3 separate regions of the Mus musculus genome follow, and regions 2 and 3 are each linked to region 1. The links are chromatin loops, found by intact Hi-C in ENCODE. Cell type or tissue: left cerebral cortex. All regions are shown on one strand.

Region 1 (8,000 bases):
CGATTTTCTGGAAGCCATTGATAGAAGCATCCATAACCAATGAACATCTTTAGCATACCCAGGCTGGGGTACTTGGACTTTGACTCTCACGACATAAGATTCTAAAAGTTCAAAGATAACCTAGAGTATAATATCTGTAAGTTTTGTGGTAGGTTATGCTAAAAGTTTCATACACACACATTTTAAAAGCTTGTGAGATGCTCGAGGAAGACCTTCTTTTCTGCATCAAAGAGATCTCAGGAATTGAAAGTTACACCCTGGCTCATCACTGGATATGAATCAATAGTAAGTATCTGATCTTATTTTCAACAAACTACGTAGTGTTAGCTTCCTATTATGATTGACATTTTCAAATCTACTAAATGAAGAGTTACATGGCAATCCTGAGGCAGAAATAAAATATGTGGACAACAGTTCTGGAGAATCTAAGTCTCACACATAGGTGAATCAAATGTCCCTTGTCCCCTCCACATGTGTGTCCAGGGCTGCTTCCTATGCTTGACCCTATGGTCTCATGGATGGTCTTGAAGTCATCCGATGAAGAATGAAAAATCCTGGGTAACACCTGTCATCAGCCCACCCTAGGATGAGTGTTTAAGGCAGTGGTGAGCAGAAATGCTACTACACATCATTCAAGCAAGCAATCTAATGTTGGGTAGCCAGAGGGAGGAATATAGACAGTATGGATGACTTTATATGGTGATCAGAGGCCCGGGAGGGGACAATGTAGAAAGAAGATTGGAGACAATGAAGTCTGTAAAATATTAGTGGACTCATGAAAGTCAGCAATAACATGCATGTTTTATGTCTCCTGTTAATGTCATAATTTTTCCCAGAGATCACACTGTTGAACCAGATGACTTGAATCTTTGATGTTCTCCATCTTCTAGCTTTAGCCAGTTAGATCTTGTAAAATAAATCCATGAATGAGGTAGTTAGAGTGTCAGGCATGACACTGAACTGACCTAACACCAACACTTCCTCCCAACAAAGCCAATATAGCTTTGCGTACTGAATAATATTTCATCAGGAGAGATAACCATTCAGAACATCAGAACAACAGCCAAGTTCTGGATAACAAATTGAGCCCCTTCTGTTCATGGGATCTTGATTCAGTCTTCCTAGACTGGAAATAAACTCTAGATATGGGTTTGTATTTTCTGATTGGTGCCTATGTCTGCTTCACTGTTTCTGATCTTTATGGATGTAAAACTAGTAACACAGGGTTATTAGCTCTGTTAGAAGCACTGCACTGCTTCAAAGCAAAGACGTAGAGGAAATGAAACCCAGGACACCTAGCTCTAGGGCACACTGTTCTTCCTAAGTGCACCATCATTCAGGATCAATTAACTTTGCAATGGTATGGTGTCTTAAAATGCATCCGAAATAAGGTGGCACCTTATAATAAGAAACTCTGTCACAACTGCATCCCTAGTGCAGTGCCCTCACTGAGCTGCTCCACAGCACAGGATTTGTGGTGACATGATACAACATTCCAAAAAGCTAGAGCACAGGTGTGTAAGGACAAAGTACACAAAAGAATAGCCACCATAGCGCACATCTGTACCATTTAAGCTTCTAACTTTTCAAACCTGGCCTCTGCTGGATTACACATCAGTGTTCTTAGCACAGGGAAAGTTTTGCTTCTAAAGGTATCAGTAATGCTGTAGTTAATTTAAAACTATTGCCAATGGCTTGTAGCTATATACGCTGGAGATACAGAATAATAATATGGAAAGTGGCTGGTACACTCATGGGGAAAGCTGGCCTTTCTAAGCATACTATCGCACTCTTACTGGATGGTGATAGTAAGAATGGTTCTGACATGCAGGTGACTCAAGGAGTCACCTCTTGTATCCTGCAGGCCCAGTGAGTCCAGTGCACTGTACACTGAATCTAATGGAGTCTGGAAATGTCAAGAAAACCAAGCCCCACAATCCTCGGACAGGAAAAATTGCACAGCAGGAAAACAGAACAGACCACACAATCGTGACAATGGATGAGGAAAGTCCAGAATCCCTTGGAATGAAGTAGACAATGATGATTATCAAGTGCAGCCTCATACACAGGCACAGGAAAAGGGTGAACGGTTTTCCCTAAAACGTTTCCTTAGCTCTTCTATAGACGAAAGAGCAGTCACATGTCTAAAGCTCAGGATAACATTTAAAGTGAGACATACGGACATGGAAAGCTAGTAGGAGTGAATTGCATCACACATTGCTGCTCGCTGGCCACCCCTCTCTCCACATCTGGGTCTGCATTTGCATCACACCTCCTCAGATAGCTTATGTCTAGCCTCAAGTTGCATCCTATTCCTTTTGCTTTCTGCTGTGGATATTCACGGACTCTAAGAATACCCAGACAAACATACTTGTCACATGTATGACCAGAAAGTTGAAAAGAAATAAAGACATCATTCTGGAGACAGCCATAAATCACAGACTCAGAGGCTGATAAAAAAATATTTTGGTTTAATCATCTTATGGGATTTTGGGTAGAAAACTCCTGTTAGCATCATGTTGCCCTATGACCAACTTTATTAGTACTTTGTATATTATATGCTATTCTTTCCTGATGTTTCATTCTTGCTGATTCTTAAAATCGGTTTTCTGGGAACTGCTCAACAATAAACTAACAGTAGAGGCAAAGGCAAACTTAAGTCAAAGGCACCTATGAGAAACTTTGTGCTTAAAGAGAATTGTAAACAAGTTCTTAAGAAATACAATGAAAAAGTTTTCACTGAGATATGGCTGCCAGTTTTACAATTTTGCATGAACCAACACACCAGTAAACACCCCACTATGCACTAACATCTAGAAACTGCACGCTGAAGTGCTTAAGGCTACAGGATATGAATAATCTTCCTGAGTAAACAGAAATAGGCTGCTAAGAACCTGAAAAAGCTACCAGAAAGCAAATGTTCTTGAGACAAACAATAGAAAATTTTGACTAATACCTGAGTATTCTCGCTATAGCTTTACTATGTCAATTATAGAGCCATTAGAAACCACCGTACAACTGTATTCAGGCCAACTCAGGGGCTAGATCTACATTAAAGTGTACACGTATGTATGAAAGAGACAGAGGTATAACTGACACATCGCTCTTACTGTCTAGATAGTGTCTTGTTTGCATCATACTCCTGAGGAGAATGTGGGGGAGAAGGGGCGGGGGGGGGGTGGGGGGTGGAGAAGGGACTTTAGCATTCTTCCAGGGAAGATGGGACACATGATTTTCCATAAGCCAAATTAAATGTTTTGAAGAAGGAAATATTTTCAGTATCAAAAGTAACTAGTAACAGAGGTAATGGCAAATGTATATACATAGAACCAAAGCCTTCCAGAGAATTTTAAAATAAAATCCAAATGTCTCTCTTTAAAAATAGTCACTTGCAACTTTTATGGTAAAGAATAACATTCATTCAATATTATAATTCTCCCAGTGTAGTGCAATGCCTCTTTGTAGGCAGGCAACTTTTACTAAATCATAAGGCAGTTTAATGGCAAGGAAACGTCCACTGGAACATGGACATTAACTATTAAATACCATCTCTGAGAATTCAAGGAGCTCCAACCTCCCTCCTGGGGCAATTTTAACTCATTATATCTTATGTTCTTCAAAGACGTTTGATCTACATAAATATCCATTCTCAGGTTCAGATTTTACCACATACAATGAGCCTACGATTTTAGGACTACATGCAATAAAAAATCCTAGGATTTTAGGAAGTTTTAGAATAGTCCAGGGCACAAAGTCATCCTAATCTTGGAGAGAATGAGTGGGTACCCCGTTGCCTGGGTCTTCATGTTCTTAACACATAATGTAACCTAAATATTTGTCGTTCAATTTCTAAGTCCTCCTCTTTATATCAGATTACACGTTTCTGAGCCATGAAATAAGATTTCTTCATAGAACCCGTCAGTGACGAGATAGAATCTCGAGTTTTATGAATTGCTGTTCATTTTTCTTTTTGATATTATAAATTGTATTATTTCCAAAAGCAGGCTCAGTGAATGATAACTTAAGAAAATTCATGCTTAGATCCAAATGAGGGATTACAGCATCTCACATATATTCTTATTTACACAAAATAACATATCTTTAGATTCAATAAATCTTCCTAATATTTGAGTACATATTTATTTGCCAACAGAACTGAATGTCAATAAAATTTGTCAGTCAACAACAGCCAAGAGTAACTTCCTTAGATAAGCCTTGTAAAATACACACTCACAGTAAAGCCAAAAATATATAATCATCTCACTACTGCTTGAGACTTTCATTCTACCAAGGCATGGGGAACAAGGAGCATCATCAAGTGAATGACATCTAAACCTAACTGTTCACACTTTCGTTTTGTTTTTTTTTTTAATCACCCAGAGCCTTGTCTTGCATAGCCTCACAGGAGACCCAGTCAAATGGAATTAGCAGTCTGTGCTGAACTGCCAAACGGCCACCAGATGGCAGCAACGCTTTTATGAATAATGCAGCAGTCTCTGCTGCCCATCTAAGATTTCCAGTGTTAATAATAGAACAATCCTTACTTTAGTAAAAGGACAAATTTGTCTGCAAGGAAGCCAGCCACTTTCTCATGCCATTAATTATATTTCACGGGACACATTTGTTTTCTAGCACGTGGGCCTCCAAATATTTATTTTTATGCTGACTAACCATTAATTTGCTACTGAGTTTAATTTGATCCTGTTCTCTAAACTGTCAGACTTTGTTTCTTCCTTTCAGATGGACACTGACATCTGTGATTGTGCATGTCCCAGAGCACCTTTCGAAGAAGGAAGGTTTCACGTACTTTCCAACAGCTTCATGAGCACATACTGTGAATCTAACAATTGCACTTCCTAATCACTCTGCCATGATTTGAGTTCAAATCCATCATAGATCCTAGGCATCAGAAGTCTGTCTTTAGCTTGGTCATGGGCATGGGACTCTTGAAAATTAAGCATTGTTTAAATAACAGATAAGACACCTCAGAATTACTAAGTCTACCCAAGGTACTAAAGGAAGTTCGATGTCAGTAGATCAAAGTCCTTTGAGGCACTTTTGTAACACGTTAACTCTGTTGTTGTAAACAATTTGGGTGGAATGTACACCCTGCAATGAGTTAGAAACCCTACACCCATGCTGGAGATGAAATGTTTCATAAGATTGTGTGTGTATGTGTTTACATGGTTTATGTGTGCCGTAGTTAAGTTTATACTGCTGTGATATAGATCATGAGACCATGACCAAAAGCAACCTGTGAGGAAAGAGTTAATTTGGTTACTAGGTCAAAGTCCATCATGGTGGGGGTCGGGGTGGGGGCGGTGGGAAACAGAGGCAGGAACCAGGAGGTGAGAACTAAAGCAAGAGGCCATGAAGGAATTCTGCTGACTGCATTATTTTTTCATGACTTGCTCGGCCTGCTTCTTTTTTATACCATTTAGAACCACCTGCCCAGGGGTGGCACCATTTTCAGTAACCTGGGCCCTCCTGCTTCAATCATTGATCAAGAAAATGCCCCCTCAGACCTGCCTATAGGCTATCAGACTGGGGGATTTCCTCAACCAAGGTTCTACTTTCAAGATAACTCCAGAGTGTGTCAAATTGGCAAAATGAAACAAAACAACAACAACAACAAACAAACAAAAGAAACCCCAAAGAAAAAAACAAGACAACGTGCCTTGTGAATGCTTGCAGGGAAACCAAAGGTAGGAGTTGGGAGTTCCGTTCTGTCCATCTCTACCTCATTCCCTTGAAACACCATCTTCCACTGAAGCTAGAGCTAGTCTGAGCCAGAATGCCCTAAAATACTCCTGTCCCATCTTCTGCAGTGACACATGCAGACAGAGGTACACAGCGCCACCCACAGCTTTTTATGTGGGTATAGGGGAATTGAACTCAGGTCTTCATGCCTGCACAGCAAGTGCTCTTCTCCCCCCACCTCGGAGCCATCTTCCTAGATTCTATATCCTTGACTTCCAAAAATTATGATTCTAATTTAATCACAGCATTTCTCCTGTCTCCTTCCTCCAACCCCCGCACCCCCCCCCATATACCCCTTCTCACACTCCTAATTCATGGCCTCTTTTATAACTGATTGATATTGTATGCATATCTGCATTTGCATGTACGTATATGTTTCTAAATTATATTCATGCTTTTAAATCTGTACTCTCTGGTTAGTTCTTAGTAAGTTTCACTCATAGTGTGTTTGGGATTTTGTGTAGACTTCTCTTGTAAGTGCTGGCATTGGTTTGCATCATAAACTGACCGTTTGTTTTCTTGAGTTCATTTCAAGCCTTTGTTTACAATGATTGCTTTGTTATTTTCTTATCCTGCTTTAAACATTGCTCTGAGGTTTTAGAGTTTTTCTCACCACTGCCCAGATTTTTCCCCTTTCTTGTGGCTAGCGGTATTTAAACACTCTGTGTGTGTGTGTGTGTGTGTGTGTGTGAGAGAGAGAGAGAGAGAGAGAGAGAGAGAGAGAGAGCTCTTATGCATGCATACTTGTGTCTGTATATGTTTGTGTGCTTATGTTTGTATGTGTATATTGGTGTGTGTTTCTCTTTCTCTCTCTATCTCCCTGTGTGTCTGTGTATATTTGTGTGCTTGTGTGTGTGACTGCGTATGTGTGTGTGTGTGTGTGTGTGTGTGTGTGTGTGAGTGTGTGTGTGTGTGTGTGTGTGTGTGTGTGTGTGAGTGAGTGTGTGTGTGTGTGTGTGTGAGTGTGTGTGTGTGTGTGTGTGTGTGTGTGTGAGTGTGTGTGTGTGTGTGTGTGTGTGTGTGAGTGAGTGTGTGTGTGTGTGTGTGTGTGTGTGTGTGAGTGTGTGTGTGTGTGTGTGTGTGTGTGTGTGTGTGTGTGTGTGAGTGTGTGTGTTTCTTGGCCTCAGATACAGCCTGTTATCTTATGTTTCTAAAAACGGAATGGCAGGCTATTTATCTGAAGGTGATTTTTGTGCCTTCCTAAGGTATTCGATTTTATTTCACTCTGCCATCTTCACCAACAGGCCATAAACTGAGTTACTATTCATTGACTCCCTCTATGATATATCAGCTTTAGGGATTAAAGCATTGCTTTTTCTGGAATACATGTGTTTGCTATTAGAAAGGAAAGAAAACCAGACTCAGCACGAGGTAAACATGGCTACTTTGTTTTACAAAAACCAGATAAGAATTCTGAAACAGATATGCAAAAGAGAGCCCTTAGTTGGAATGTTGTCACGCCAGAATCAAAGTCATATTTTTTGTACTTTATACAAGATGAAAATCACAAGGAGAAAAGGCCCAGTACTTGCTAATTTCACTCTGGTCCCTTGGACTCTTCCTTGAGGTCCAGGATTAGTTTGCTCAGGTTGTTGTGTATAGTCTGAGGACTTCGGTTTTGTTACCTAGTACCTGGAAGCCACACTTTGGCTATGTAGACACTACATGAAAACTGCAGTGAGCCACAGACACCCGTGGATAGCCTAGAGACCAGAATGCTTGTTCTACCAATGCACGAAGAAATAAAGTTTTGTAAGAGGTGAGAGTCCCAGCATGAGGCCAAGAAATGAAGGGCAGCTTGCTGCAGGTAGCCTGAGGTCAGACTGAAACTCAGATTGTACAAATAAAAGGTTCTTACCTCCACCCCACACCCAAGCTACTCCAGAGGTCAAACGGACCAAAGCAATGGCTTTATAGCCCTTTGGCCACATCCATCTATTTTTCTGTGAAAATGCACATGACATCAAATTCATTCCTTTCAGTTCGAAAGTTTGATCTAATTTATGTCATTTCGGAAACTTCATATCATAGTTCTTTGGACTGATTTGGCTCTAAAATTCTATCACTATGGTCAGTGTGGTGGCTACTGCCTTACAGTTCCGTTTTGTTCTGATTTTAGTGTGAACAGATAAAATGGCAGGACACTAGCAGTGCCCTTTAGTAGCTTTAGATAGTGAGTGAAAAGTGCAAAGGAATATATCCCGAATCTAAGATTTATAATCTAGAGCCTCCCAGGATCA
Region 2 (8,000 bases), 180 kb after region 1:
AATTGCATACATTGAAGCTCGCTGACCATCGTAGGAAAGTTCACTAATGGTCAGTCAAGCATGAAAATTCCATGGATTCTTTTATTTCCTCCAAAGTAAAGTATGGACTGGTTGTCAATAGTTTTTCATGTTAAAATACTGTTTGTCGCATGAAATTCAAGAAGAACGAAGACCAAAGTGTGGACACTTTACCCTTTCTTAGAAATGGGAACAAAACACCCATAGAAGGAGTTACAGAGACAAAATTTGGAGCTGTGACGAAAGGATGGACCATCTAGTGACTGCCATATGCAGGGATCCATCCCATAATCAGCTTCCAAATGCTAACACCATTGCATACACTAGCAAGATTTCGCTGAAAGGACCCAGTTATAGCTCTCTCTTGTGAGACTATGCCGGGGCCTAGCAAACACAGAAGTGGATGATCACAGTCAGCTATTGGATGGGTCACACGGCCCCTAATGGAGGAGCTAGAGAAATTACCCAAGGAGCTATAGGGAACTGCAACCCTATAGGTGGAACAACAATATGAACTAACCAGTACCTGGGAGCTCTTGTCTTTAGCTGCATATGTATCAAAAGATGGCCTAGTCGGCCATCACTGCAAAGAGAGGCCCATTGGACTTGCAAACTTTATATGCCCCAGTACAGGGGAACGCCAGGGCCAAAAAGGGGGAGTGGGTGGGTAGGGGATTGGGGGGGTGGGTATGGGGGACCTTTGGGATAGCATTGAAAATGTAAATGAGGAAAATACCTAATTAAAAAAAATAAAAATTAAAAAAAATTACTGTTTGTCTGCTTTTTGGGTTTTGGTTTTGTTTGTTTGTTTGTGTTTTTGCCATGGGACACCATTCCTGAAAAAGATGGAGGGAAGACTGAATGGGACTTGAGATGCCTGAGGTTTTGATCCGTGGTCCTTCGGCCCTGTTGCAGAATTCTTGTCCAGTGGTGAGGCAGAGAATCATGGACAGAGCACATGATGGTGCGCAGCTACTCACATCCTGGTCTGGTGACTGGCAGGTAAGGAAGAATGGAACTAAAGATAGACTTTGTCTTTGAAATCACCAAGTTCATGGCCATGACACAGTAGCTGTGTGTTACTTTCTCCACGTCCCCAAGGTCCAGCATCTCTCAGATCCTCAAATCTGAATCTTGAAATTGAAGGCAAATACTGATTTTGAAGTAAACTGAAGCTACAGGACTATCTTTAAACCTGGGAATAAAGACATTCATAAAGCTGATGTGCTGACAATAATTTCATACTGGATCAAAGATTTTCTAGATGCTTAACTTCAAATATCTTATTCTCATAGTTGGAAACATTTATTCTATGAGCGTCCTAATGAAATATCACTGGGTACAGCTATAGGGAAGAAACTTGGCTCTTCCCCACTCTAGCATGCCTGCCTTTCCTGATAAATTATATTAAAAACCCTCAGGTAGTTACAGGTGGGACCACACAGGGAGGTCAGTTTAGACAACCGCAGGAGTCACTTCTGTTGTGACACCCATTACTCTCCTTCCTTTCAGCCCCCCGTAAGGAATCAGATATTTGTAACATTGTACCACACACATTAAAAATACGAAAGGAAAACTAACTCTAAAAACACTACAGGGTTCTGGACTCCATCAGAATCTCCACCTAGGTGTTCCAGGGTGGCCACGGCATTGCAGTGTATTTTATAAGAAGGGTGTCATCAGTAAACAGTTACAGATGACGTATAAAAGGCAAGCTGCTCTTGTGTGTGGTGTTTTCAATTCTCCCTCCCATCCTCCTTATCAGAGATTAATTAGACTGACAGGATTATTTCACAGTGATCCTATCATTTGCTTTCAGCAAATATTCCTTGAGAACTTGCCACCTGTCAAGCCATACTTTATCTGAGCTTCTATCTTTGTAATCGGTGGCTTTTATTTGCCCTCTGGAGGCCGGCACACACACAGGGGTTCCCTCAGCTGCTCCATACCTCTGTACTCTGCATTTCTCCTGTCCAGTGTCCAGAGCCTGCACTGATAATGACTCTCCCCATTCACCCCCTTATTCACTGTGTGAATCTCAGGCTGTCTCCTCCTCCTCCTCCTCCTCCTCCTCCTCCTCCTCCTCCTCTTCTTCTTCCTCCTCTTCTCCCTTCTCCTTCTCCTCCTCTCCCTTATACTCCTCCTTTTCCTTCTCCTCCTCCTCTCCCTTCTCCTCCTCTTCCTCTTTTCCCTCCTCCTCCTCTTTCTCCTCTTTTTTCTTTTTCTCTTCCTCTTCCTCCTCCTTCTCTTCTTTCTTCTCCTCCTCCTCTTCCTCTTCTACTTCCTCATCTTCTTTACCTCTTCTTTCCATGGTCTATATCACTTCATTCATTTTTCTCTCTCTTTATTTCACCTTTTCAGTCTGCTGTTACAGTGTGTCCGCAGCCCCTTTGAGCCCATGTGAAGTATATAGCTCAGTTCCGGTTTTGAGTTGTCCAAACGAAATAATGATTTAAAGCTCAATTTTAAAAGAACAGAGAACATTGAAGAATAGCAGCCCAGATTGCTTCAGTGATATTTAGTGGGTGCCAAGTGTAGACAGACTTGTAGACAAGTTCAAGGAAAGCATGCGAGGCTGCTCCAGCTATTATCTAATGAAGGTAGGATTCTATGTCTTGTACAAAAGAAAATCCAAAGTACCAGGGGATTTGACATATGTGCAAGGTTGTGTGTGTGTGTGTGTGTGTGTGTGTGTGTGTGTGTGTGTGTGTGTAAAGAGAAATATAAACTTGGGCTATGGCAAACATTGACAGAGTGAACTTTGGGACTCAGAATTGCAAAGATTTAGTTAGCTAGGAACCTGTCATCTTGTCCCTCGTGGTCTCAAAATGGTTGCCATGCTTCCTGCTTTCATGTATGAGCCCCTCACCAAATACCAGGCACATAAGCCAAAAAACTTTTTCAAATGTCCCACAGTGACAATTTTGCTTTTGTCTTTGGAGCCCTAACATGTGACACTTCTAGATGGGCCCATCGAAAAGCTCAAAAGAAAACACAGATCTTGTTATATAAGAAGATGGGATAATGATGAGGTCATTGTCTGGGAGTGCCCAGAATAAAAGATTAGGTAAGATTTAACCTTCCTGATGCATTAATGAGCTTACATTCCTCTTAAATAATGTAATTGTTTTATGCTACAGATCAGAAAATCCACAAATATTACAAAAAAAATCTATTGTCAACCACAGGCAACCAAAACGTGCATAATTAATGAGAACCTAACTCTGCTTGTCTAGTGTATGCAAATCTATTCATATAGACATGTAGGTGTATCGATATGTGTGCACGAAGTCACACACACACAGCTTGTGGAAGTGAAGCCAAGTGCTTCATTGGAAGGGGGTGTGGCTCAAGGCTGTTCCAGTCACTAGATCTTCATTGTTAACAGTAGTGTGTGCCAATCTATGTTGACAAGCCCTTCTAGTGCATAAGTTGCAGGTACCTTCACGGTGCCACCTAATACTTCAGGGACGTAGCCCCAGAGTTACACTTGAGACTACAGAGCTGATATCCAGTGGTGAGAAAGACGAACACGTGAAGTCATACCAGAGTTCTTCAGAACAGGGAGCTGCAGGGAGGTGCCGCCACAGTGCAGGCCTTCTGTCCCCCTAACTCCAAGCTCTGTCTGCTCTCATCTCTTAGACTTAACTGTATGGCTTTATAGATTATCTGCAGTCTCCGAACCCTCCCTCTGTTTCATTGATTTCTTGATTTCTAGAACAAAATCCTTCAAAGATAAGAAAGATCGGATGCAAACGTTAATGCATCTGGGAAATCGAGGAATGATGCCTATCGGGAGACTAAAGAAATGTCCCAGCAGCGAAATATGCAAATCCACCAGAACAGCCATGCTCCAGTCAGTTTTCTTTGTGATTTGGCGCCACCTTGTGGCCATTACAAGAATCAGCGTAAATACTAATGATGGGACCTCTCTGGGGTTTTAACTAACTAGAATGTCCTACGTTGAGGCAGCAGTTCTCAAAAGCCTCAGTCATGTGGCCCCGTAGATTATTGGCTATCCTAGCTCGGCTAGATTGGCCAAATATGGTGATGTTTGCCTGGGAAAAGCACAGGTAGATATTGCCCTTACGCAGCAGCTAAGCCTAATCAACAGTGTAGGTGAGCAGGTAGTACCAGCAGCTGACCATTCTCCAGACTCATGGACGGGACACACACAAGACCATGATCTTTTGAAGTCACTCTTCTTGCATCATACTGTCCCGAAATTAAGGGGAGTTTAAGTTGAGTGATCACAGGTTAAGCAAATGTTACCAGGATAAATTACTACTACTACTGCTACTACTACTACTACTACTATTACTAGCTTTCAAGCTTTAAGACGAATTAGTGACCATGGATGGACATGTGTGTTGTTTGTCTGCCAATGTTTCCGTGTGTAATTCCATTAACTCTTGTGTAAGATCAGTGCCATCTCTCAATGGCTTTGAAGTTGTCCCCAGTTATGGTCAATACTTGCTCCTTAGTGCTGTGACGTTCAGGGATGTGGTTGTGCGGAAGGATTGGGAGCAAGAGGGTTAAGTCACCAACCCTAATCTTATGGGCTATTGGGAGAGGATTGCGACTTAATAGATGGGACTTGATAAAAAACACAAAACAAAACAAAAACAAAAACAAAAAAACAAAACATAACAGTGGTTTGTTTGGGACATGGCCTTTGTGGCTTTTTGCCTCTGTGGGCACTTTCAAGAACTGGATATTTGGACATTTACTCCCCAAGAATCCGTGTGTCTGCTTGAGATTTCATTTAAATCACCCCTCCATCCATCTAGCCACGGGGCCATCCAGAGCAGGCACGCTGCCAGGGGTGTGTTCCCTTCAAGAGAGATATTTTTTCCCCCAGGGTAGGTTTGGTGAAGTATTGGAGATCTTGAACTGTGTCACAGAAAGCAAAATGGAAACCGAACAGCAATAACAGAGCCAGGGTCACCTGCACTCCAAGCTGCGGAAGGAACCGATGTTTCAATGAGGTGACCCAGGTCCTGCGGAGAGGAGTTGCTATGTGAACAAATAGAATTGTGCTGGGGTTCATAGTTTGTTTGGAAACTTTTGATTAATAACACAGTTTGAGTGATTTTACTTTGTCTTTTGTCCAGGGTTCTGAAAATATTGCAGTGGATTTGGAAAATAAGTGTGTGTGGGGGGGGGGGGGGGGGGCATGAAGCATTTATTTTTCCAGGTCTGTGATGGCCTCTTATCCATCCAGGCATCCAGGCACAGAAAGGCCAAAACATTTTGATATATTTTTGCCAAGGTCTTCTTCAGCTGTTTTCTGGCCCCATCAGTTCCTGCCAGTGCTCAACTTAGGACAGAGGGTGTTCCCTTTTACAGAGAGAAGCTTAGCAAAGAGACACTGGCAAATCAAAAGTTGAGTACCAGGAAGTGGAAACAAGAACCCTGGAATCCATTAGCTTGGTGAATGGAGCAAATTCAACCAGAAAATGAAGATGTACCAAACAAATCTCTCCTTAACTTAAGCCAGAAGTCAGAATGGAATTAAACACGAGACTGCATTTGAAAATGATAGACTGAGCACCCATGGATTAGAGAGACAGCCAACCTCCCCCGTCCCCCAAGCTCTGAGAATCTTCCTTCACACTGAGGTATGATGCTTTATAGAAATACTGACTAATGCTCTAGTATTGGGTCATAAGCTAATTTTACTACCCTTCCTTTATTGAGAAACTTGGAAAGAAATCCCCTGGCTTGACCTCATCTGTGTGCACTTATAAGTGGCTGGAGACCACCCTGTCACTGGAGGGTGCTTCATAGTCACTGTGTCTACTGTACCTTGTTAGAACTCTGTCCTCATACCCGTGCCGTTCTGTAGAACCTGAGTGCCTTTCTCCTTTTCACTTATTCTAGAGTCTAGCTCCTTTGCATCGCAATCTTCTTTGCCATGTGGTCCTGAACCCCTAATAGCATTGCCAGAAGAAAGATGGTTTAATATTCAAGAAATGGAAGTGCTTTCAGGCCTCAATCTGTCAGCAGCAAATACACTGGATGTATTTATGAAGTTTCCAATGGCAGATCTGTTTTGCTTTTAGCATTTGAGTCATTCACTGAAACTGGATGCAAAGGCGAGCTTGTACACCTTGGAGCGTGTGATCATGTTCTCAGCTTGATACAAAGGTCAGAGAAGAAAGAAATCTGAGGTTCTCTACTGATGAAAGAATGAATTGTTATTACATGATACTGAGATCGCATTTTTTTTTTTTTTTTTGCAGTGCTGGGGAGTGAGCCAGGGCCTTGTGCACACTAGGCAAGCATTATGATGCTAAGCTACCGCCCAGGCCAAATGTTTCATCCTAAAACAAAATAATTATGTCATTTGTTTGTTGTGTGAATTCAATACTTACACCCTTCTAGTAGTCATTGGGAAAAGTGCAACTCAGTCTGTAGTTCAGACTTAGGTCACAGTGTCATAGGCTCCAAACAGTCCTGGAGAGAATGTGTTTTAGCCACCAGAGTTCTTTTCTTCCCCCCCAAGCAAATTATCACACCATAAGTTTCCATTTTCCCCAGTGTCGTTTCTGCTGTAATAATGGCTTGAGGATTTAAATCCTGTGATGTTATTGTGACTTCAAAGCCTTAAAACTGCGATTGAATGAGGCAGCTCATCTGTCATTATTCAAATACGAAGCAATTATGATGAAATAAAGATAAAATTCCATTGAGAAATCCTCCAATCAATTTTCACTTATATTTAACCAGAAACATAAAACAATGCATAGAAGAGTAAGTTTAGGTAATAAAATTGAAGAATAAAAAGCACAAATTACAGATCTATAACTGGGGCATAGTGATGGCTTCAGGGCGTGTAAATAAAAGATGTCACCAATATTGAGTGCGAGTTTGTTTGCTTCCTTAAAGAAAAGACAAACAAAACCCTCAGCACAGAACAGAATCTACCCATACCTGGTCCAGCAGTGCTCAAACTTGCTACCCACTTGAAGTGGCTTATGGATAACTGCTCACACACCGTCACATGACAGCTATCTGAAAGACACTACAAGGAGCCTACCTGATGGCCGGTGTTCTCAGGAAGGAGAATGCTACATCGAAAGTTGAACTTGTCATGCTGACTGAGGGCTTTACATCTCCGCATGTATGCCAGCTCACTGTTTTATAACTTTTGATCCCTTAGAGCTAACTTGAGCATTTCCTCCTCAATCTGCATTTCACTACTCATTTAAATTAATCCAGTTGATCCAAAATGCCACCCAATGGAGCATTAAAGCTCAGAAAGCTGCTAGAAATAGGAGAGTAATATGTGACATCATGACATATAAGAATTTCATAAATATGACTTATATGCACTATTCTTCCATCTATTTGGCACAATTTTATCACAAACATTTCTCATTAATCACACTGCTTTCTCATGATGTCCAAGCTTAGATAAGTTCAATGCCGGGCTTTTATTTATGATGGCTTATTGTTTGTTTATATTTTCTTTACATAAATAATTTCAAATATAGAAAGAGCCAGCCTGAATGTGTGTTTTGGCTATCTGAGGCTTGCTACTCAGGATGAACGACGTAGGGTGAGGATGAACGATGTAGAGGTTGGGTGAGTTTGCTCCCAGAGGTGCACAGATGTTCTTGGAATGGCCGTGCCTGCTCCTGCTCTCTGTCGAACACTTAGTAGATGGGGGCTCCAGACACGAGTGAAGGTGAAAGCAGGGTGCAAAATTGCAATGGCAACACAAATTGGGAGTCCTCCCTTTTGCTAGGAGCACATTTACCAATCAGGTAAGCCTGCTGGAGGACATGAGGTTTACACTCAACAGAAGGGTCTCTTTAACAAGTAAAGGCTTAGGTGAGACTCGAAGAATGACTGGAGAATAACCTGGGGGCGGTGTCCTAGTGTAAGCAGGATGTTGTTAGTGTGACAAAACAAGAGAAGGTCTTTCGAAGCCTTGCTGAAAGGGCAGATGGGAGGGAAAAGTTGGTGGTTAAGTA
Region 3 (8,000 bases), 230 kb after region 1:
GGGAAGGTTACATCCTCAAGTTAGGGGAGTTAGACCCAAGGTAGGAAGGTTAGCTGCCTGTATCCGAATTTTCCCCCAACTAATTTAAATACTAATACAACAAGAAGCCTCTGATTGGGCAGTGGAAAAGGGAGGTGGAGCAAAGGTTTTCAGGGACAGACAGGGAGAGAAGAGGAAAAGGAAGGAAGATGGAGGGAGAATAAGACGATCCAGATTCCGCATGGCTTTAAATAGCCACAGGTAGCTATGAATATCATAAAAAGATAGAATAGTTGAGATAACTTGTCTAATCTAGGTGGGAAGCTTGTATTATTATCAACTGGCAAGGAAATAATTGCGTGGGCATTTTCAATTGAGAATTTGTTGATATATAAATCTGATTAATTATAAGCTAGAGTTTTGATTTACTGGATTAAGGGGATTTGTGACAACTAGCTACAGGGGATAGATGGCTGAGAAGGTATGGGCAGCTCTGAGCTAGGCGAATGGGATCAGGAAAGACCACTGAATGGGGCTAGCCTAGAGGCAGAGAGACTGTGGGCAGAGTAGCTGGTTATAGTGCTAGTTGGTGCCATTTTTTAAAAAAAATATTTCACTCAACTGACCCTCTCACTAGGAAGGTTATATACTATTTAAACAGGGCAAGCATGTAGTGAGTAGTGTTCCATTATTCTGATTTTTTTTCTTAAATTCTTTTTTCTTTAAATTCCCCTTTTCTCTCCCTTTTATTCTTCTTCCCTCCCTCCCTCCCTCCCTCCCTCCCTCCCTCCCTCCCTCCCTCCCTCCTTCCCTTCCTTCCTTCTCTTTCTTTTTCTCTTCTTTCCTTTCTTCCTAGCCATCCATCCATCCATCCATCCATCCATCCATCCATCCATCCATCAGTCCATTTATTCATTCATTCAGAGACAGTGCCTTAGTGGCCTGGAACTCACAGATATCCACCCATCCCTGCCTCTAATTTCTGAGTGCTGGTATATAAAATGGGAGCCACCATGACTATCTGGCTTCTCTTAAATTTTCAAACTTGAGTCTCCATGCCTTGTGAAGGAACACATTGCTTTTTGTCCTTGCTGCTGTCTTGACCTTCATCACCATGCAATCAACCAAAAAACTTAGCTTGTGTTTTTGAACAGCTTTTTTTTATAAACAATTTATAGCATTATAAATATTATATGTTGAGCAGAGGTAGACATTGTATAATCTTTGCTATATAAAAAATATGAACCTTAAATAGAAAATACACAAAAATTCCAACTTACCTGTCAGAGGACTGAAGAAACTTCTGAAATTCTCTACTCTAGACCTCTTCATTACCAAAATGGCACACACACACACACACACATACACACACACACACACACACACACACACACACACGAGCTGTTCTGCTCATTTGAAGCCATGCTTAATGTATAGTGTGGATGGAGTGTTGGTTGCTTCCGAGGCTCACTCTGTTCCTGATCAGCACAGTGTATTTAAATGGTTCTATGAATGACTGCCAGCCAGCAGGAAAGGCAGTGACAGTTGGAAGCCGATGATAGGAACTACTTTTACTGATATCAGTTAAGCCAACGTAGTTGTAAACACAGCCATGTTAATACAAGTTTAAATGTATTGGGTGGAGGCATGTGGTGGTTCACAAGTGAGGTCAGAGGACAGCACCATGGATTCTGTCTGTACCTTCCACCTTCATTTCCATGGATTTTCTAGTTTGTGCAGGAAGCATTTCACTTGCTGACCCATCCTCCTGGCCCTGTACAGTTGATTTTTAAGTATAGAATTCTCCAGGGTTTTTTTCAAGTTTATAGGACAGTTTGTTTGTTTGTTTGCTTGCTTGCTTTTAAAAAGTAGATAAGACAAACTGGTTAAATCATTTATTTCTTTCATTTATATAATGGCCATATTTTTATGTATTTTTAGTAAGCTTGAGTCCTTGCCTTCTCTCTTCTTATTTCTCTGTTCCTTTATCCTTCTGTTCCCCAGCTTGCCCCCCCCCATCCTTTTCCTCCTTGGATTATGTAGCCTTTCTCCCTTTGTCCTCACTCCCTCACATTCCCTTCCCTGGGACATTTTCCTTTCTTTTCTCCACAGCGTGGCTTACGCCCAGGAATAAACAAACACAACATATAAACAAATGCCTCCCAGTGCATCCTCACATGGCTCAGAAATAACACAGAAGTTGGGATAACAGAGGGAAGTATGCATTATTTTGAAATTTCAAATGTTTGCAATTAAAAATGCGGAAGAAAAAATTTCAGAACCGCTTTAGCCAATACAAGGCTTGAGTAGTGGGCTTAGCAACAATAATCAAAGAAGAGGCTATCTTTCGGGGGAGGGGCATTGGATAAGTGGAAGGGGGACAAGAAGGAGGAAAGTAGCCTAACAATATTTAATTAAAATCTACAAGAGCTAAAAGTAGAAACAAACAAACAAACAAACAAACAATCATTTGGCCAGAACAAAACCTTGGTAATGAATAGCTACAATGGACTCAAGAAGCTGCCGAAAATTAGTGCCATGTTTCAGGTGTCTGCTAAGGTTCTTTTGGTAAGTTTACATTTAGGTCTTAAAGGGAAAAATATGAGTCAGCCTTCAGAGTCTGAGAGTGGAAATTTGATGTGTGTGGCTCTAATTCAGCATGGTTGTATAAAGAAGAAACTGGCACCCTTCAGGGCAGACAGTTTGCTAAAACGAGAGGGCGTGACCCCATAGACTGAGATCAACCCACTCCAAAGGTGGAGACAACTGAGTTGGAGGTCATCTAGTCCTGAGGGGGAAAACATGGACAATTTCTGAATATATGGATAAGGGAAATCAAAAGAAATGGGCTAAATGCTGGTGCACCCTAGCTCCCAAACGTGAGTCTTGGCTGCTTTCATACTTAGCTTTTCTGTTAAAACCTTGCAAACTGAGATGATACTTGCTGTTTTAAAATCAAGCACAACATTTTTCCTTATGGATATCACAAATTATTAGAAAACTATTAAATATCATTAGATAAAATACTGAACAAACTTCCCCTCCAAAAAAAGAAAGAAAAAAAAACTTTAAAAAGTATTACCCTGGCTGCAAAATAATCTCATTTTGTCTATTTTTCATCAAAACAATCCAAAAAAATGTGAAAACGGCGCATGCTCCATCTAGTGGTCAAACGGCGGCGATGCGTTCTAAAGTAGGCTGCTAGGAGAAAGGCAGTTGACACTATCTATTGGTGGTGAAGGTGTACAAAAACAGGAACTTCATGATGCCACCCAGTGGCCAGAATGAGGAACTGCTGTGTTTGGGATTTAGATGAGAGATTCTTTCTAATCACCCCTTTCAAACTCAAATCTTGCACAATATTTCCTAAAATAACATGAATTAGATGATAGAAGACATGAAGGAAACAAATTCAAATCTTATTTGACTAGGAGGTGTAAAACATTTGTTTAAAGAGGTATAATTTTTAAAGTACATTTTAGTCAATGAATTCCATTCATATGTGTATCAATATTAAGTGTATAACTTTGGAAACATATTTTTGTTTTACGTGTATGGGCATTTGTCGGCAGTGCGTGCTTATGCCTCATATATGTGCCTGGTGCCCACAGAGGTCAGAACAGGACATTGGATTCCCTGGGACTGGAGTTTCAGACCTTTGTGAGCTGCCATGTTGGTTCTGGGAATCAAACCTTAGTCCTCTAGAAGAGCAGCCAGTAGTCTAAAGCCCCTAGCAACCTTGTGAGTCCCAAATTCTACCATTTTAATTACTTGATAAGTAATAACAATATGCAGCATATTTACTTAAAGGAATTTAGAATATGACTAAATGATATTAAAGCCCTAACATGGGCCCTTTAATTCTCCACAGTTATCCTTCAGCCTTAGTTTCCTGTTAGGTTTTTACAGGGAGCTTTGGTCGTACCTTGGCTTGTAGAACTAGAAGTGACAGGATGCCTTGTAGTCCTAAATACCAGCTACAAGAGTGAATTAACTTAGAAATCCTACATGCTTATGTGGCTTATGGAGAGATGAGCATTGACTCAGTCAAGTCCATGCATGTCTCAATAGAACAGCAGCACACGTGTCTTCTACTCCAGGTCCGTCTAACAAATACAGCAGATGCAAGGTCACAGGCATGGTCAACAGAAAATGCTGCCTGTTTTCCATCACTTCGGTTTCCTAGGGATCTTTCTGATCAGCAGAAACCTTTTAGGACCAGTCACAGGCAGGTGAGGCAAGCCGAACAGGAGGTGTCAAGGCAGAAGTCCAAGTCTCTTACCTCTAAACTGGCGTGCAAGGAGCAGACCAACAAAATGGGAGGGTTTGAAATTCGGAATCCATTGGCCCCGGGGATTAATTGTAGTTCTGAAAAAATTAATATGATGTCATTATGTACAACATACTTTTCAAAGGGGCATATAACTGTAAAGAAGTCAATATTGAAAGAGTAAATCTTAAGACCATTCCCCCCCTCCCAGGTGGCGTTCCTAAATTATGTAAAAGAAATCTGAAAGAGGGACAATCCTGACCTGTTTCCAATCCAGTGGCCATTTCCGGGACTCGATCTCAACACTGGCAGCTGACTTGACACTAGAACCCTTACATAAAAGATTTAGAACATAGGGTCTAAACCCTAGGTTCTGTCTACCTGGTTCCAAGCCAGTGTTTCCTTTTTAGACTGTGCTTTAAGAACCTCCTCATGGCTAGTAAACAAACAAACAAACAATCAAACAAACATAGCTCAGATAATTGAAGTTATTGGCAGGACAGTTAATGTTAGCAGGTAGGTTTGCAGTATGGGTATATTACAGACTTCTGAAATGACAGGGCTTTTTCCATCAGGCCTCTTGGTATTTGGCTGTTGTGAATTTAAAGCCAGATAAACAGTTCCTAAGTCATGGATACACACTAAGACACAGAGTTTATATTTAACTGGCAAATGTCCATGATGCCTCCTGTGTTCTAGATGGCTGGAGGACCAGCACAAGAAGAAAAAGAGCTCAGACATGACCCTAAGGCATGATGGAAACTTCCTTACTACCACTGATGTACACCCTATAAGGTGTATATCACCTCTTTGGTACACAGTAAATGCCACAGCAATGGAATATTTAGAACCAGAAATGCATGTATACATTTGTTTAAAGTATTATAGTGTGCCCTTGCGTTCATAGTTTCACATTTTTCTTACTCTTAAACCAACACTGAAGTCACCACTGCTTCACATTAGATATGAGGAACAGAACCTACAGTGTCTGGCATGGTCACAAAGCTGGATTGATGCTTACACTGCTCTGGCTCTGGCCTCCATCACCAAGTTACCCCCTGCCTTCACTGCTTGTGTTTTGGCCATTCTGACTCAGGGATCTGACCAAGCCACATGAGCCACAGGCTAGATTTCATTTCCTTTAATCTCTCTTCAAAGGGATGAAATGCAAAATCATGCTAAATCTATAAACACTTAGCCTTACATACTGAAATGTCATTTCTTATTTTGGAAACCACGATGACATTTTCAAAGTGCATTCTCCATGGGGCATGTCTATTGCATGGAATACAAAAGTAGTTGAAAGTCAGAATGACGTGAAAACAGAATTGCATGTGATAAACTTGAATATACTTACTGTTATCCATGTTAAACCTTGTACTGAGGTCATGGCCGAACCATCCCACTAACCTGAAATTTAAGATAACAATAGGCATTTGGTCTACAATACTCCTGAAGATAATTTAGTAATTTAGGAATTCATGGTGAGAATATTAGAATAACTTGTGGTATAAGTTATCAAGTCCTTAAGTATATAAATGTTAGACAATAGAATGAAAAGTATCAAAAATATGAAAAAAATCAATTTCTCATATTATTTTAGAACAGTTAAACATATTTACAATTAATATTTTCCTATATAATGATTGTTTTTTTTATTTTTCAAATGATTTAGATAAACATCAGTTGGGGTTTTGATTTTAAATGCCAAAATGAAGGTTAAAGGACAGTGGTACCATTTGATAGTTTACAACAAAACCCTAGAGACTTGGTCTAGCAAGGCTGGATTGAGTGACTAGAGTGTTTGAATAGCTTCTTAAGAAAAAAAAATGTATTCCTTTGTTTTGGACTTCATTTTCATTAAATGGTGTTTTAATGAGCAAGACAGAAAATATAGACTATATAGAAAAAATATGTGTCTTTGTTAGAAGGAAAACAGGACAAAACAATTTCGAGTAATAAGGCAATCATCAATCAATCAATCAATCAATCAAACGTTGAGAAATGCAGAATGCTTCAACCAAGAGTTTTCTTTCTATTTTCAGCAATTTTAAAATAATTTTCTTTTTAAATATAAACAAAAGAAGAATATAAAAAGTAATATACTCTAGGTTCCACAAACACTTAAAATCCTGTGTTAAAAAGGTAGACCAAGTTACAGAGAAAATGACCAATAGGGAAAAAAGTGATCTTGCTATTTTATTATTATTATTTTTTATTTTATTTTATTAGATATTTTCTTTATTTACATCAAAGAGAAGAATACTAAAATGTTCAAAGAGCCATGCTTCCCTGAATAAAGAGGAAATGCAAATATACCTACACCATTCAGCAAAACAAACAACATACCTTAGTCTCACAAACAAAGAAAAATTTCAAGTAACAAAAAATATTAAACTACATTGAAGGTCCTGAATTGATGACATGAGATAAACTTTATGATGCCTACTTTTGCCAAGAAAGGCAAGATGTGGATTTAGTTGTGAAGTGATGTAGATTTAGTTGTTGAGTGATGTGGATTTAGTTGTTTAGTGATGTACATTGCAAGCATTCAACCCTCTCTGGACAATGACAAGATGAGTGGAGACGCAACAGCAGGAAAGAGTCTACGTGAAATTCTCAAGAAAATCAACACACCTGTGCACATGGACATCACAAGCCACAGGAGCTGCCACAAAAGGCCATGGAAGGGTAGAGCATGTAATAAATGAATGCAGAGGAAAGTTTTGAACAATATTCAATATGATAAGAAAATATCACAAGAAGATGTAGGAAAGGGACAATTGCAATGATGTGCAGGCAAAAAGCAAAACAACAATGACAGAGAAACAACCCTGCCATGAAGGAATATGACCAGCCCCATGCCCAGAGGAGATTCTGAAACTTCAGCAGCTGCCCAAGAGTTTCACAGAGAGCTTCTGGACTTTTATCAGTCACCATGGGTATTGGGGTGGCCATTTTGGTGAAAGTACTGTTTTGAGTCATACCTGCTCCTGTAAGAAAATCTTGTTAGTAATCCCAATGAAAAGTCTATGTTTTAGCTCTAGTGCAAATATTGATCTGGTTTATTATGTTTCCCATCTCTGTGATGACTAGAGGTGTGTGTGTGTGTGTGTGTGTGTGTGTGTGTATGGTTTCTTCTTAAGAAAAGTGTTACATATGACATACATCTTGGAAATGTGATAATGAAAATAAGTGTGTGGAAGTAAGTTTGAAAAGAAAACAGGTCACATGAACGACATAAAGTTTTGGAAGGAACATGAGGAAGTCAGGGTGGGCAAAGAGATCAGAACAGAGAAATCAGCAGGGCAGACATGCCAGGAAAGAATGAGGTCTTATGCGACTTACTGACAATGTGGTAATTATCAATCAGCCCCCCAAAATGAAAATTTTCATCATCACCCTGAGATTTTAAGAAAAAAAAAAAAGAAATAAAAGACAATCTGAGAATGTTTAAAAGTTAAATTATTTCAACAGTATTTTACTGAATAAAGATTGATTTGAATCTTTATATTGAAAACATGCAATGGCATCTGAGAGTCACGGGCACACTGACTAATTAGAAGGTTAGGTTATAAGGAGTTCAGAAAGGAAAGGAAGTCAGGGCAAAGGGTGATGTGTGGTCAGGCAGAAAAAGGGAGAGATGTGCTAAACCATCATTATTTAATGAAAAGAAAAAAATAGAACTTAAAAAATAATTTTTAAATAAAATTATTAGATTCAGAATATTCTAATTTAAAATCTTGAACAG

What was found. Peaks named below come from ENCODE experiments on the same cell type or tissue, not always from the same donor. Only the 100,000 strongest peaks of a DNase experiment are listed, where the experiment ranks them.
Region 2: a loop joins it to region 1, with 10 times the contacts of the local background. A loop is called at or near these places in 37 of 42 quality-filtered maps.
Region 3: a loop joins it to region 1, with 6 times the contacts of the local background. A loop is called at or near these places in 8 of 42 quality-filtered maps.

What each region holds. Positions count from the first base shown.
Region 1 is chr2:43,899,237-43,907,236 of GRCm38, reverse strand. The region is part of intron 6 of Arhgap15 (Rho GTPase activating protein 15); the gene reads right to left. Among named protein-coding and RNA genes, the nearest start is that of Gm39804, 120 kb to the right of the region's middle. In left cerebral cortex, CTCF peaks have their summits at 4,254 and 4,454 (motif pointing right); DNase peaks (open chromatin) are centred at 2,176, 3,067, 3,552 and 4,461; H3K27ac peaks cover 1,171 bases.
Region 2 is chr2:43,718,797-43,726,796 of GRCm38, reverse strand. Gm30374 (a long non-coding RNA gene) reads left to right here. Exons shown (of 6, transcript XR_866181.1): 4 at 864-1,020. Among named protein-coding and RNA genes, the nearest start is that of Gm30374, 6.6 kb to the left of the region's middle. In left cerebral cortex, a CTCF peak has its summit at 3,902 (motif pointing left); a DNase peak (open chromatin) is centred at 3,866; H3K4me3 peaks cover 217 bases.
Region 3 is chr2:43,669,018-43,677,017 of GRCm38, reverse strand. It overlaps Kynu (kynureninase), which reads right to left. Exons shown (of 14, transcript NM_027552.2): 11 at 5,607-5,659; 12 at 4,262-4,347. Among named protein-coding and RNA genes, the nearest start is that of Gm30374, 56 kb to the left of the region's middle. In left cerebral cortex, a CTCF peak has its summit at 3,192; a DNase peak (open chromatin) is centred at 3,188.